Regions from separate parts of the Mus musculus genome. Here region 1 is linked to region 2. The links are chromatin loops, found by intact Hi-C in ENCODE. Cell type or tissue: left cerebral cortex. All regions are shown on one strand.

The links. Hi-C counts contacts between places; a loop is a spot of excess contacts. Peaks named below come from ENCODE experiments on the same cell type or tissue, not always from the same donor. Only the 100,000 strongest peaks of a DNase experiment are listed, where the experiment ranks them.
Region 1: it touches region 2 in a loop (2.3-fold over the local background); 5 of 42 quality-filtered maps call a loop at or near these places.

The regions. Positions count from the first base shown.
Region 1 is chr4:44,331,014-44,339,013 of GRCm38, reverse strand. It overlaps Melk (maternal embryonic leucine zipper kinase), which reads right to left. Exons shown (of 18, transcript NM_010790.2): 11 at 6,048-6,134. Among named protein-coding and RNA genes, the nearest start is that of Melk, 34 kb to the right of the region's middle. In left cerebral cortex, no CTCF peak of the experiment used is centred here; no DNase peak of the experiment used is centred here.
Region 2 is chr4:44,573,826-44,581,825 of GRCm38, reverse strand. The region is part of intron 7 of Pax5 (paired box 5); the gene reads left to right. Among named protein-coding and RNA genes, the nearest start is that of Mir5120, 30 kb to the left of the region's middle. In left cerebral cortex, a CTCF peak has its summit at 4,354 (motif pointing left); a DNase peak (open chromatin) is centred at 4,364.

The sequences.
Region 1 (8,000 bases), 240 kb after region 2:
GATACTATTCCTTTTGATTCTAGCATAGCTATTTTTAAAAGTCTAACGCAGGTTGGATGGTAGCATACGCTTTTAAGCCCAGCACTTAGGAAGCAGAGGCAGGAGAGCTCTGAGTTTGAAGCTACCCTGATCTACAGAGCAAGTTCTAGGACAGCCGGGGCTACATAAACAAACCTTGTCTTAAAAAATACACACGTGCCGGGCATGGTGGCACACGCCTTTAATCCCAGCACTCGGGAGGCAGAGACAAGTGGATTTCTGAGTTCGAGGCCAGCCTGGTCTACAGAATGAGTTCCAGGACAACCAGGGCTACACAGAGAAACCCTGTCTCGAAAAACCAAAAAAAAAAAAATAACCCACACATATATGCATGCATGCATACATATATACATACTAACATACAAACACACAGTCTAGCTCCCATGCCTTTGTATATGGCCTTAGTTTTTGTCTCTGAAACTTGTGGTCCTCCCCAGCTTTCTGAAATCCCTCTAGAGGAGACATTGATTTGTGTATCTGATTTCATCCACAATGCTAAATCCTGGTCCATTTCCTTTGATGGTTCCCCTGACCATGTCACTGTTTAGCCTTCTCTTACTACAATTAAAATGTCACGATACAGCTTTCTTACCCCTTCTCTCAGTTTGTATCTTTTGTTTCTTACTCCTACTTTTGAAAACTTCACCTTAACTTCATTTTCAAACATTTCTACTGAGTTTTTTTTATTTCTGTGGAGAGTTTCGAGTTCTGGGGGCTAGCACTTAAAAAGTTCTTTATGAACACACCTTAATCTTCTTTAAGAACTAACTAGCTTCCCCTAGTTCTGAAAATATTATTCTTTTTACCCAGTTCCCCATTCCTGCATTATGTATTTGATTGCCATGCCTTCCCGTTCTCGTCCTTCTTCCTTGCTAACTGACCCTTTCCCGGAATTCTAGAGCGCGAGTCGGTGCCCCCATTACCTCTTCCCTCACAAACAGGTGGCCGTCGGCTTTCTCCCAACTCCTCTTATCCTCTGCGACCTATTTCATAAATTTAAAAAATTTCTTGATGTCCATTTGTCTCCTGTTTATATATGTGTCCTAGAAAGCTTTTAATTTTTTTAAAGTCCTTTTCTATTGTTTTAATGAGATTTCAGAAAATACTTACAGACTCAAAGTAAATTCAGACTACGAGCTTCTGTACTTACCAAAAAAAAAAAAAAAAAAAAAAAAGGCGCTAACTTTTAATAATGGAGTAATATTTAATGCCATGATGTGCTCTCAAGAAGGGCGTGGCACAAAGGGCATAGCTTTTGTTATTTTGTCAGTTAATATTTTACATAGGCTCACATATAATAAATGAGTTGAAATTTTCATGCTGGTCCTTTCAATCTAGAAAGAGAATAAAATACTGTATGTTGTGATAATTACAGTGGAATTCTGACTATTGTACACATCATAGCAGGGGGCAGAAAAGACTTCAGAGAAAGAACTGCAGAACTAAATCCTTCCTTTTCCCCAATTATACTAAAGATCCTCCACATCCATCGTGTCACGTGTGCTGCCACCTTTTGAAAACAAATTTATAAAAACAAACAAACCCTGTTTGAAAGACACAGAATGGGCTGGAGACATAGCTCAGTGGTTAAGAGCACCGACTGCTCTTCCAAAGGTCCTGAGTTCAAATCCCAGCAACCACATGATGGCTCACGACCATCCGTAATGAGATCTGGTGCATCTGAAGACAGCTACAGTGTACTTAAATATAATAATAAATAAATCTTTTAAAGAAAGAAAGACAGACAGACAGACAGGGAGGGAGGGAGAGAGAGAGAGAGAGAAAGAAAGAAAGAAAGAAAGAAAGAAAGAAAGAAAGAAAGAGAAAGAGAGAGAGAGAGACAGACAGACAGACAGAGACAGAGGATAAGAAAGACATTAGCTAGCAGGCTGTACAGCACTCATCCGGACACCTGAGGTCCTGGGTTCAACCCCCCAGTACCACCAAAATAAAAGAGGAGGCTGTCACTATACTAACCTAATCCAAGCACTGTGAATGATTTGAGGATAGTGCTCTAGATATTTTAGAACAGACTTTCTATTCAGCTTTAAGAACGTCCATATGTCCCTGGTAGAATTACCTCACAACAGTTTATGCGTGTTCTCTACACGTGCCTGTGCTTCCTCTTTCCCTTGGCAAAAGCCATCCACTTATAAACCCTCTGGGCTGTGGTCCCTTTGTACCCCTCCGATTCGATGAGGGCCCGGGAAGCTAGGGGAGAGAGAGCAATGCAGTGGCTTCCCCCCTGCATCCTCACCTGTTGGGTCACTCCCTCCTCTGAAAGCAAATGTCTGATGCTGATAGGGTTGCCTGTTAGGAAAAAGTTCTCTCTCTAGAGAACTATAAACACTTTTAACTTTTTAAAAGTTTATGTGGGGGAATGGACACACGGAAGCCAAAGGGTCCACAGCCTCCTTCTACTCTGTAGGTTCCAGACTCGAAGTCGGGTTGTCAGCCTTGGCAACAAGCACCTTTACCCACTGAGCTGTCTTGACAACTGACCACTTCCCCGGTTTGTTGAGAGAGGGTCTCTGCACAGCTCTGGCTGTCCTGGCACTTGCTATGTAGCCCAAGCTGGCTGTGAACTCACGAGATCTGCCTGCATTGGAATCCTGAGTGCCAGGAATAAAGGGCGCACCACCACACAGGGCGCTACAATCCTCTCGAAGTTAAATGTTAGCTTCACAGGCCCTCGGGAGAACCACTCAGAGCAGGAAGAGGAGGGCAGTGATAAGCCAGAAGCGGGGCACCACTGCTGGGACTCCAGGACAGGAACAATGACATGGGCCAACCTGTAAGCCAGGGGGAATCTGACTACTCCATAGAAACATTTATCAATAAAATAATTTAGAAGTCATGTATGGTGACTCAAATGTTTAATCCCAGCGCTCAGGAGGCTGAGGCAGGAAAGCTGGTGGAAATACGAAGCCAGCCTGGACTTTACAGGCAATTCCAGACCAGCCTGGGTTATAGAGCAAAATCTTGTCTCAAAATAAGCAAGCAGACAGACAAGGGAAAAGTTTAGGAGTGTTTGCAGAGCCTCCGTCTGTGTGTCAGTGTTTCTTCTGTCTTGTCACAAAGATCAATGGTACCACAGTAGCATAAGGCACGAGAACTGATTGGTCAAGGTAGCCCCAAAACAAAGGCAGAGCTCCAAACTTCCTTAGCAATTATAACAACCTTGGTGGATCACCAAAGATCTTTAAACTGGAAGGTAAAAGCCCTGTATGCCATTAGTCGCAGCACTCAGGAAGCAGAGGCAGGCAGATCTCTGAGTTTAAGGGCAGTCTGGTCTATAGAGTAAGTTCCAAGACAGCCAAGACAGCCAGGGCTACAGAGAAAAACCTTGTCTCAAAAAAAACCAAATTTAATTAATTAGTTAATTAATTAATTGGAAAGTAAAGACTGGGCATGGTGACACTGTGATTCCAGTACTAAGAAGGCTGAAGCAGGATTGAAAGTTCAAGGCCAGCCTCGGCTATACAGAGCTGGCTTCTATCTCAAACTGGAAAGTATTTAGAACAAATGTGAACTTTCTGAACCTCAACCTTTCTAAAGAAAAATAATTATATAAAACCTATGTAACCCTACCTTTATTCTTTGAGAATTTCACATATGTACCCAATGAATTTTAGTTTTTGTCAGCCCCAAGCCCCTCTCATACCACGCCCACTCCCATGAACCCCTCTTCCCAACAAGCCTTCTCCTCCCACCCTGCTGGCTGTGTGTGGCCCACTGGGTGAAGGCTATTGCTGGAGTGTGGCCAATTTATCAGTGACTACGGCACCGAGAAAATGGCACCTTCCCCTGAAACCATTAATGCCAATCGTCCCACCCACAATGAAACGTTGACCGGCCGATCCTGTGCAGTGAGGGCATGAGTACAAAGGCCAGAAAGACATCTTTCACAGCACAGCCCCATCCTCGGGCTCATACACTCATACACTCTTTCTGTCCATGTTTCTACATGTTCTGAGCTTTGGAGAAGGTGATGGCTCATTTGGGGTCACACACGGCGCCATCACTCTGACCAGTTAGAGGTTTCTGCATTGACTGCCTCCCTCCCTCTGCAGTAAGAAACTTCTCTAGAGCCAAGGGCAGCATTAATCCTACATGGTGACCAGGAGCTGGTTTTTGTTCATTCTTTGAGACAGAGTCTCAGAATGTAGCCCAGGTTTGCCCAGATTAGCATCAAATTCCTCATTTCAACTTCCCAAGTTGAAATTATAGGAGTGAGCTCCCACGGCTGTGGGGCTGGCCAGTGTGAGGCGGTCTCTCTCCTGCCTCAGCCTTCTGAGGGCTGGGATTACAGGTGGCATTAAATGTAATTTTTAATTAAAGATTATCCCCCACCCCCTCCCAAAAAAGCATGCAAAAATTTTTAGGTTGCTGAAATAGAAATTTCAAATTTGTACTGTTTGAGACTAAGGGGACATTAAGACAGTCTGCATTAGCTTCCAATTCTTGACATTCTGTCACCATGGCCCAGAACCACTGCATGGCGGCACTCAGAGTTTCTTCACATTGCAAAGCTCTCATGGCAAAGCAGTAAAGCTGTTTCAAAACAAACTGTTAAGATTTCTAAACTGGACTATGCAAAACAAACAAACAAACAAACAAAAATACAAAGCACGGGTGACAAAGACAAAGTGTTGAACAGGAGCACATGGAGGTATGAGCCTCACTTGCTACCCGAGATGGGACTCAGAGTTGTGATCTCTAGGGAGACTACAGGTTTCATGTGGATATAAAGGACCTGAAAAAGCAAAAGCAATCCAACATCAGAAATCGTGCCAATATTGTCCTAACCATGAGCTTCATAAGCTGGACGATGAACAGCAGACCACAGGGCTGTTTTAGGAAAGAAAACTATGGTGTGAGCTGGGCAGTGGCAGATGCCTGTGTTCCCAGTGCCAGGAAGGCAGATGCAGGAAGACAGTTCAAGGTAGACAGTGAACTCCAGGGTAAGGCCAGCTGAGGCATACATCAAGGTTTCGTGCGTGCGTGCGTGTGTTCGTGTGTGTGTGTTCGTGTGTGTGTGTGTGTGTGTGTGTGTGTGTGTGTGTGTGTGTGAGAGAGAGAGAGAGAGAGAGAGAGAGAGAGATGCATACATCAAGGTTTCGTGCGTGCATACGTTCGTATGTGTGTGTGTGTGGGGTGTGTGTATGGGGTGTGTGTGTGGGGTGTGTGTGTGTGTGTGTGTGTGTGTGAGAGAGAGAGAGAGAGAGAGATATGCAGACAGAAAAACAGACAAAGAAGTCAGAAACAGAGAGAGTATAGGGCATGTTATTTGGAGCCTACTACCCGGACTACAATACAAGCCCCTTGTTTGTTTGAAAAGAAACCTTTTTGTTCCTGTTTTGTTCTGGTGCTAGAGCTAGAACCCAGAGCTTCAAGCATACCATGCAAGTACTCTACCACTGGCTACATGCCTACCCTTGGACGTATGTGAAAGCATGTGTAAGTATGTTGCCTTCTTCATATTTACTGCAGAACCAGATTTCTGCGTCTGAGAACTTCAAAACCATGACAACAAGCACTACCACTTCCCTGTGGATTAACTTGCTCTGATTCTCAACTGTGTAAACATCACATCTCTCTAACCAATGTCCAAAGCGCAGAGTGTTCTTATTTAAAGAGGACATCGAGGAATGCTGAGAGAGCTCAGGGGGTACAGGCATTCGTCATCAGGCTGACCTCCTGAGTAAAAAGAGAGAACCAACTTCCACACGCTGTCCTCTGAGCTCTACACACTTCCCGCAGCACGTGCTCACCCACCCACACACATACACACAGAACAAGCAAATAAACAAGCCATCGAAGGTTTTAAGAGAACATCATCCAGAAGATGCAAGGAAAGAACTGTCTCATACACGAATATACACTGCCACAGTTACATTCATGATGGCCCATGGTCCTAAAAATGCTACATCACTGTCAATCACAAACAAAACAGAAGGACGATGAAACAAAAGTCACCATGTTTCAGTTCATGCTGCATTTCTTACCGACGAAATTAAATCCTCCATTGTCTGCCTGCTGCTGCGGTGATGTACAGAAAGCTCTGTCACGCAATCCTCATCGAGGTGAGTCAACTACAAAACACAATTTCATACACTGTTTGCATATGTGCTCTTCTAAAAGTTAAAATCAGCATAATCACGAGCTTGTCAAACTTTTGGCTACACATTAACATTCCTATGACTCTTTTCTTTTTGCAGTGCTGGCCCCGAACCCACGTGAGCTACGTTATCAGCGCAGCAGCCTCCTCGCTACTCCCAGCCATCAGAGGCCGACCACCATTTCAAGGAAGGGAGTTCGTGTCTGGCTCTCAGATGCCGTCCCCTGACTGACAGTCAGTGCTTCTGTGCAGCAAAGGGACAAGACAGTAGCCACGTATAGAAGTCAGCATTTTCCTAAGTGGTCAAAGGGTGACCTGACTTGTCGTGTTGCACTTTGGGCAGGTTTAGGTCTGCACAATCCCAGTAGGCCATGTGATAGTGTGTGACAAACACAGCAGAGCCAGTCACATTGAAGATACAGCAGACCGTAATGTCAACACACTGAAACTCAACTTAAATTTCAATTTGCCTAAGGGCAATTACCAAGTCCTTAAGAACAAAATGACAGGAGTGGCTTTGTCTGGGCTGGAAAACCCTCAGAAGATGATGTGTGAAGACAATCATGAGGAATATGGCTTCCAAAGTAAGCCATATTCCATTCTCCCCACAACAGCTCCTGAACAGAACGGTCTACTTTCTGCTCCCAGCTCTCCTCTGAAGGGAAGTGGGACAGCTGGGGTGCTCGGCCTCTCTGTCACCTAAGAGTGTCTCCATGGGATCTCTCACTACTGAGTCAGCACAGCCTGACAGATAACAGGCTTTGAGATTAGAGAGATCTTGGTTTTCATTGTGACATCACTTTATACCCATTTGACCTTGAATATTCCAGTACACCTCCCTGAGCCTGTTTTACCATCTGTAAAAGACATGGTACATGCCTTGCCACACATGTAACTCAGGAAAGCTCAAGTATAGCTAAAACAGACAAGGCCCTCAACAAATGGTTAACTATTTTTACTAATACACACAATTCTAGTTCCTCTTTAACTTGATATCTTTCAGAAATTTAAATATTCTTGTTACAGCCACTCTTCCCCTCCAAATGAGCAACCTGGAATCAGACACAGCATGAAGGAGACGTTTGCCTTGCACAAGGCAGAGCATTATCGCGACCACCACCCTCATGTGCCACACACAAGTGACAGTGAGCTCCCAAGAAACTTATCCCACCTTCATGAACGGAGAGAAACAGGAAGACGACTACCTTTCTGTGGTCCAGTGTCTGTGTTCCTTTAAGACTGGACGCTGACCCCTAATGAGCAACCTGAGTGTTGGGAGATGGAAGGTGAGATGACAGGGACCAGACACCTGGCAGGCTGTGCCTGAGCCTCCCAGCCACCCAGTGCATGGCACTCCATTCCAGAACAAACTCAGCAGAGCAAGACAAACTTACGCTATTGGCTGGGACAAGCACAAACTCAAGGGTCATTTAAAAAAAAAAAAAAAAGGACAGCCCACACAGGTTTATATTAGTGGCACTGGAGAGTTCCAGAGTGCTAAGACATATATTCAATGTGTTGCTTTAGCTTTTGTGACTCTCAGAGTACAGATACCTCATTAGGATGACCTCAACCTCAAAAGCCCCAAACATTTCAACACCCAGTTGGGCCTCTTCCTATTGATGTCACTGCTCAAGGAAGAAGAAAAATACTGAGTTCCTTCCATACCCAAGCTACGCCCTAAGCAGGAAATACTTCTCGGCCAGGTATGATGCCAGCCATAATTCTAATACTCAAGGAGTTAAGAAAAGGGGATCAAGAGTTCGAGGCCAGACTGGGCTATGCAGCAAACTCAAGGCTACACAGGCTACACAGGACTTTAACTGTCTGTGCCTGAGTG
Region 2 (8,000 bases):
CTACGGCAGGATACACACACACACACCACCCCTGTGATCTTCACACCCTTAGACTGTGGCAGGTCAGAAGAAGGACTTCAGGGCAAGCTATTTGTACATCTCAGTTGCTGCTGCTCATGGGCTGTGAGCCAGTGCCATATACACTGTGTGCAGATGAGAGGCTGTGTACCAGGCCTCGTTCCCTATCTGAGCCCCTGACATTGTTCCATTATTGCCCCCATAGTGGCAGTTATCCATCTTGCTAGAAATCTTCAGCTCATGCCACTCAATGTCTTTGGCAAGATTCCTACAACAGGTGTCAAATACATTTTGAACAGTTAAAAATGTAATTGTCATTGCTGTAATATGACACTAGGGATAATTAATTCCCAGAGAGAGGTGTACTCAGCTCACAGTACTTGAGTTTCTAGCCCAAGGTCCAGGGAGCTGAAGCTTTGAGCCTCTAGAGGGGACATTGGATCACAGCGGGAGGTAATATATATGGGTGACACTTTTCTTAATGACCAGGAAGTAAAAACTAAAAAGGCCAGGGTCCCATAATACCCTCAAAATGGCCTAAGGACCTCCCCAGGTCATACTTTTCTACAGTATCAACATTTCTCCGATAGTGCCACTCTGGGGACAAAGCCATTAGCACAGGAACCTTTGACAGACACTGACCCAAGCCATAGTGTGAATATACCAATGCAAAAATGATAATATATGACATGAACACTTGAATCGATTTGTAACCAATAAGGAAATTTGTTGGTTCCAAGACTATTTGAGAAAGAGGAATTTATACCCTCTATCAGGAAAGGCCTTTTAAAACGTTTTTGTTTTTTTATGCTGTGTTTGTGGGCTGGGAAGACGGCTCAGTGGATGAGAGCATTTGCTGCAAAGTCTGACGACCCAGAGCCCACATGGGGGGAGGAGAAAAATCACTCCCACAAGCTGTCCTCTGACCAGCACATGCATGCACACACAAGCACTCGTGCACCAAAAAAAGTAAATTATTTTATTTTATTTTGTATGTAGGTGTTTTGCCTCCATGTATGTCTGTGTGCTGTGTATCTGTCTGTTGCCTACAGAGGCCAGAAGAGGGCATTGGCTTCTCTGGAACTGAAGTTACAGGTTGTTGTGAGCCTCCATAGCTACACAGGCACTGAGAGTCAGACCAAGGTCCTCTGGAAAAGTAGCCAGTGTTCTTAACTACTGAGCCATCTCTGGAGGCCTCTAATTTTTTTTTTAAATAAAAAATACATTATCCAGGCATGGTAACACATGCTGTTAATCCCAGTACTCTGGAGGCAGGGGCATTCGAGTCTCAGTTCTGGGCCAGCCTGGTCTACAGAGTAAGTTCCATGATAGGCTTGGCTACACAGAGAAACCCTGTCTCAAACAAACAATAAATAGCTGTGGGTGGGCAGTGCTTGGGTTGAATCCGGGGCCTGTGTGTGTGCTAAGCATGCTCACTATCACTGAACTGTACTTCCAATTCCTTAGGGAAAGCATTTAAAAAATAATATTAGCATAAAAACCAGATTAAAAACAAAATTGGTTAATGTCATATGAAACCTAGGAGGTCATGTCTCTTACCCTGTGGAAGTCTGCGTGTTAGCCTGGGCCTTCCTCACTGGGTCAAAGGTCAGCTTACGCACACCTCTGCAAACCTAGATACATACATTCCCTCGGAGACATGCCCGTTGTGCTGCCACTGGGGAGTCAGGTGACACTGAGGGGCCTGTGCACTGCCCACCTTTATGCCTGCTTTGTGAATTGTGAGGGCATTCCTCAGATCCCTTGATGCTCTTTGGCTGTGAGAAAGGGGCTTTTGGGAAGACGCCATGAGCAATCGTGAAGGAGGAGAAAGCATCTGCAATCACAGCGGCGAGCTGATAAAACAGGGCTAGGAGCTGGGGTGTGTGTAGCCTTTGCACTCTTCGTGTGGACCCTGGCATGGGGTGGGGGTAGGGAGGAGCAGTTGAAAGAATGGTGGGAGGGAGGAACAGCGTGTTCCAGGACAGGTGGGTGCTGTGGAGGAGGGGGACAGAGAGTTCTCAGGGCTTGGAGACCCCACTGGGTGAAAGGGAAGTTCTCATTTTCATAGGAAATTTTTTCACTTTGAAAGTGGAGTGGCCAGGAAGCTAGGAGTGTCACCCACAGGAATGAAGAGACAGGGTGGCCCCGGGGAGCTGACTACACACACACACACACACACACACACACACACACCATCTTCCCAAATGCTGTCTCTCTGTTCTCCGCCCTCAGGGACTTTCCTCTCTGTCAGGTATCTGGGCACCAGGCAGCAGTCCTGATTCTCACCAGGCCTGGCAGTGGGCAGGGCTGGTGCTGGTGCTGGTGATGTGGGTGAGATGGGACTCGGGGGCCGTAAGGGTGAGTTATGGTGGAAAACTGGCAGTCTGAGGCCTAGACATGGGCTTTGGACATATTTTCTTTGTTCCTCGGGATGTATTTATTTGTTTTAATTTTGTTTTTAATTTTTAAAGTAAACTTGATTGTAAAAGCCTGCAGAAAACCATCATGTGTGTGTGTGTGTGTTTTAAAGTTACATTAGTTATTAGCATTGATGTAGTCAAAAGGTTCCAAATGAAACCAAGTAAAAACCAGGACTTCTCTCAGCTAGCTGAAGAGGTTCTGCACACCCGTGTGTATATTTAGTGAGGAGACCTGTGGCAGAGGCCAACAACCCTGTCTCCTTCGAGAGGTTTCTGTCCTGGGCACGTGACAATAAGGCTGTCCTTTAACCTCTTCTCACTGGGTGCAGCTCAGAGGCTCTGGGGAAGCAGGGACTGTGTGCAGCTGTCAGGCAGACACTGCTGGGCTCGTCTTACCCGAGGCCAGAACCAGCCTTTCTTTCTGTCCCCATGTCAGCAATAAGGCCACCAACTCACAGAGCATTGGTGTGAAGAATCTTTTCCAATCAATTCCACCAAAGTCCTTTATAGCTGAGCTGGAGGGAGAGACAGCATGCAGAGACCTCCGGTCCGAGGGCAGGACCTCTAGTCCAACAAGGACGGTCAGGACCAAGGACAGCAGCCCCTTCCTTGGCCAAGGCCATCACTAGCTTCCTGCCCACCTACTCCACCCCAAACTCCTTCACAGTTAATGACAGCCCCGGTAGTGAGAGTGGGGTGCAGTCCTTTCTCTCCCTCCCACTCACCATCAGGTAGGTGGAGGGGGAGTTGAGTGTGTACTCTGTGGCATTCAAAGTGAAGGCTTTGCACACTGTCAGAGTAATGAATTCTGCAAGGGCTTGAAGCAAGGGTTGGAGGATTTTTGTGCCGTGTGTCTAGGAGTGACAACCCCCAGTGGTTAATTACTGCCACACGATGAGAACCGAGCTGGTAGCAAAATGAGATAAGTTCATTATGAGCTAAATTTGAAGTTAATTGGATGCATATCGCCCCCACTCCCCACCCCGTTAGTATATATACAGACTACTTAGGAGAAAGAAAAAGTTGCAACTGAGCGGACACTGGTTCTCCAGGTCTGGTCATTTTGTGGAGATAGTAAGGAGGAGCCTCTGAGTCGTGGGTGAGAGGAAGCCATAGCATAGTTTATTCAGCTGAGTAGAAGTGTATCGGTGGATTAAGGTCGTCTTGGCAGACACTTTCTGAGTGCCTACTGCCTCCCAGGGCAGGACAAGGGGTAGGGTGCAGGCGGGAATGTGGAGGGATCTGGTGTCGTAATGCCTGGGGTGTGGCTCTGCTTCTTACCAACGCTGTGAACGTGGACAAGGGCTTAAACAATCTCTACATCTTCATTTCCACATCTGTAACACGGGCTGGTAATGGGGCTTGTCTCCTGTGGGTGTTCAGGGTTAAACGCATGAGTATTTACAAAACACAAATATGCCTAGAATGTGGTCCATACCAGAAACCTGGCTAGCATGGAAGATTGGGCATGAGAAGTACCTGGCCCAAAGTGCGGCTCATAGGAACCCCCAAGGAGGCTGTGGCTCTCTTGATGGGCAGCCTAGATTTACAATGAAGCAAAACAGACACCACCTCTGATGACAGGGGCGACAAAGAATTCCCAGCTTTGTTCAAAAACAAACATGAAGAGTGCCATTGCTTCCCTAAAGGACCCTGATTTTCCAATCAGAGAAATAGACTCAGGTGATTTTACTAAGTAATGGAGGTAAGATTTGAACTCAGGCCCACATGTCTCCAAAACTTGACCCTCCCCCCCCCGCCATATTCCAAGGTCTAGATTTGGCTGTAGAGGTAACTGGGGAGGCTCTGTGAAAGGAAAGGTTATGGGGGTTTCCTGGTTCTTCAAGTCTGGTCCTCAAAGAGCTGACCCAGCATCTCCTCCCTGGAGGTAAGGCTGCCCTCTGGCGGCCATGCTCCTCTGGTCAGATTTGGCTTGCCTTTGGCCAACCCTGCTTTCTTCCCTAGCTGCATCTCAGAATGGCACATCTTCCCTTCACTTGTTCATCCAAATTCACGCACACATACCATTGTCCCTCCTAGACTTTCTTTATGCCTTTTGGAATCGAACCTTGGACTTCCTGGGTTTGTCGGCTGTTGGTACATGAGCAGTCTCCATTTTCTGGCTATCACAGTGCTACTCTGAACACTCACATACAGGTTTGCCCAGGGACTGTTGGTCCCAGTTTTCTTGCTTGCACAACCCAGAAATTGCTGGGTCATGCGGGAACTCTATGTGCAACCTTCTGCAGGATGACCAGACTTTCCAAAGTCCACACACCATTCTGCATCCCCTCCAGCAGGAGATGAGAAGTCCAGTTTCCTTCCTCTATGGAAGACGGTTATAATCTGTCTCTTTAATGCAACTGTCCCGGCAGGGGAGAGGCACCGTGTCACTGTGCCTTTGATTTGCATTTCCCTAATGGCCACTGGCGCTGAGCAGCTTAGTCTGGGCTTACATTTGCTCCTTTTTATCCACATGCTTATGAAAGTCCTTTGCTCATTTGTAATTGGTTTGTTTCTCTCTTTCTCTTTTTTTTATTAATTAAAAAAATTTTTTTACAAATTCTAGATGCAGCCTTTTATGAGAAACCTGATTTGCAAATATTTTTCTCCCATATTGTGGGTCGTTTTCATTTTATTTTCTTTCTAAAATTTTTAAATAAAAAGCATATTTTTCAGACAGTTCTCACTATGTAGACCTAGATGGCCTGGAACTCGCTATGTAGACTAGGCTAGCATTGAGCTCATAGAGAGCCACCTGCCTTTGTTTCCCAAGTGCTGGGATTTAAGGCATGTGTCACCACACCCGGCTCATCTTCATTTTCTTATTGCTGTCCTTTAAAGCAAATAATAATAATAAATTAAATTTCCAGCTTTTGTTTATTTGCTTGCTTTATTTGCATGATTTTAAAGAAAGTCTAAGCTATGTTGACACTCATGTTGAGTCACGCTGAGGCGGCGGGCATGCATACCTCTGATTTTGTGTCACTGTTAGCAGTCTTTCTGCACATCTAGCCTGGAGGGGGCTTCGGTGGCCTTCCCAGCTCTGGTGTAGCTCTTTGCCTTAGATGCACGTGGAGTTTGTTCTCTGAGTCTGCAGACTCTCCTCACACAGTTCTATCTCTCTGAAAGACTCGTGTGTTAACCAACAGCACACATAAGGCGCCCCCGGCTGGAGCTGAGTACACTCTGGTCTATTTCCCGGCTTCCTCTCCATCCCACTGGCTCCCTAGTCATGAGCAGGTGTCACGCTTTCAATTATAAAGACTTCCACGGAAGTCCTAGCATCTGGGGAGGGGGGCAGTTCCTCGTGGGAGACACTGAATAACCCAGCGAGAGTTGAGTCCCACCAGACCTCAGGACAGACACCTGAGGTGAAATCTCTTGCTGCTCTTGCAACTCTCTCTGAGACTCAGGCCTCTGGGTTTCAGTTTCTTCAGTGGTACGTCAGGTACTAAATCCTTCCCTTCCTCTCATGAGAAGAGCAAGGTTCTGTCAAGTTTTCCAAGTCCCTAGAACTCCTTGCTTTTCACAGTCCAGGCTTCTAGGAGAAGGCTACACTCTGTCAGACAGGGGTGTGCTCAGCTGCCATTTTGTGTGTCAGGGACCCAACAGTTCATCTTGCTCAGTTATCAGCAAAGGAGCTGCCGTCCTCGGGACCATCGCTGCACTGCAGACGGTGTAAACCGTCCCCTCCTTGGTCATAAGCATGGGCTCCCATGTCATGCTGTGCTTGGTCTCCCAGCCCAGAGGCCTGAATCCGCTAAGTAAGAGCTGTAGCTTCTCACTGGGTGTGGTTCGTGCTCACTGAGGAGAGTGATGGAGAAGGCACCAGGCAGCGGAAATACCCACTGCTCTCAGGGAGGGTCCCGGGAGCCACAGCTCCGGGTCAGGAGAGTCCTCAGAGGCCAACACAGCAAATGCAAGCCGTGAGTTATTTCTGTTTCCTACCAAGGATGTATGCAGCTTCTGCTTGGATTCAGACTGGTATTCTTGGAAACTGAGGAAGTGTGCTCATAATAATGGTGGTGGTGGTGGTGGTGGTGATGATGATGATGGTGTGGTGGTGGGGGTGGAAACAGAATGGGTCACACATATAAAGTTTGTATCAATCATCAATGGCTTTGCAGTCCACGCTGCAATGCAGGTCAGCAGTCGCTTGTCTTGCTCGTGCCTTTTGGGAGTCAACTGGAAACTGGCTGAATTAGTGGAGGATGAGTTCATCTCAGCTCTCTCTTTCTCTCCCTGTTTCCTGGATGAGAGGGTACGGGGACATATTCTTATGGTGACGGCAGATATGCACAGGGCCGTACCCAGGTTCACATGCACCAAGAGCCCCCTTCTCAGAGTAAAACATGGCTTCACAGGTAACACAAAGGAGCCCCTAGGAACTGAGAGACCCGGCGGCAGGGTCCCTTGTGGAACACCATTTGCCAGCTTCTTGTGGGGCACCATGTTGATAAGGGAAGGAGTATGCCCAGTACGAGGCTGGAGCTGGCACCATGCCCCATTGTGGCTGTGCTTAGGAAGAGCCTGCCACCAGCAGCCCAGGGCGCACCTGTAACCTTCCAGGAGTGCTATTTACCTGCAGGGGAAGTCAAGGCTACGAGCACTTGTAATACACTCATGCCCTTCACTTGTGTGCACACTGGGGCAGCATGAACATGCAGCATGAACGCCGGGGGCTCTGAGAGGCTGGAGAGCAAAGAATTGTGCCTGAAGTTGGGGAAGCTGAGCCTGGAGTGGACAGTAGTCTGGCTTGCCCAGGGTCCCACAGAGGCTCAGAAGCAGAGCTAGAGCTGGGACCAAAGAGCCCTAGGTGGTCTCTATGTCTCCCCCTCCAGAGTGTTAGTGAGTGTTGTGTGTTCAGCATCACACAGCTGCACCCTGGGGAGCTTATGGCTTCTTCTTTGGGAACTGACAGCCATCCCTGTTGGGGCTTTCAGTGCCTCTCCCTCTCCCTCTCCCTCTCCCTCTCCCTCTCCCTCTCCCTCTCCCTCTCCCTCTCCCTCTCCCTCTCCCTCTCTCACTTGCTCCTTTCCCTCTCTCTGCTGTGTCACTTGCTCATCTGATCTTGTTATTCAACTTACCAACCCACCCTCCCAGTTGCTAGCCACCCTTCCTCACTCCCTGGTCCCCATGGTCTCAGCGCCTCTCACTATCAGTAGAGTCTCAGGCTACAGGTCGGATCCCTGAGCTCAAAGCTAAGCTCTCTTTCCTACTTGATGTGCTACTGAGGACAGGTTACGTGTCTGCTCTTTCCTTCAGTTTCCTCTTTCATGGAGCCGTCAGGATGATAGATTGAGGGTGTCTCTGAGCAAAGCAAAGACTACTTTGTCAGTCAAATTTCGTGACCTGAGCTTTGTCCATTCCCCTCTGGGGTGTTTCCTGCCTGGGATGGCAGGCAGGGAAACCTTTGGAGGAAGTGACCATCAGAAAAACCAGAGAGGCCGTGGGGAGGAGCATGCTCCTGTGGGATTAGACCGAGTGCCAAGTAGGTAGGACAGAAAGAAGGCTGCTTAAAAGGGGAACAGCCTGAGCCAAGGCGTGGGGCTCCGG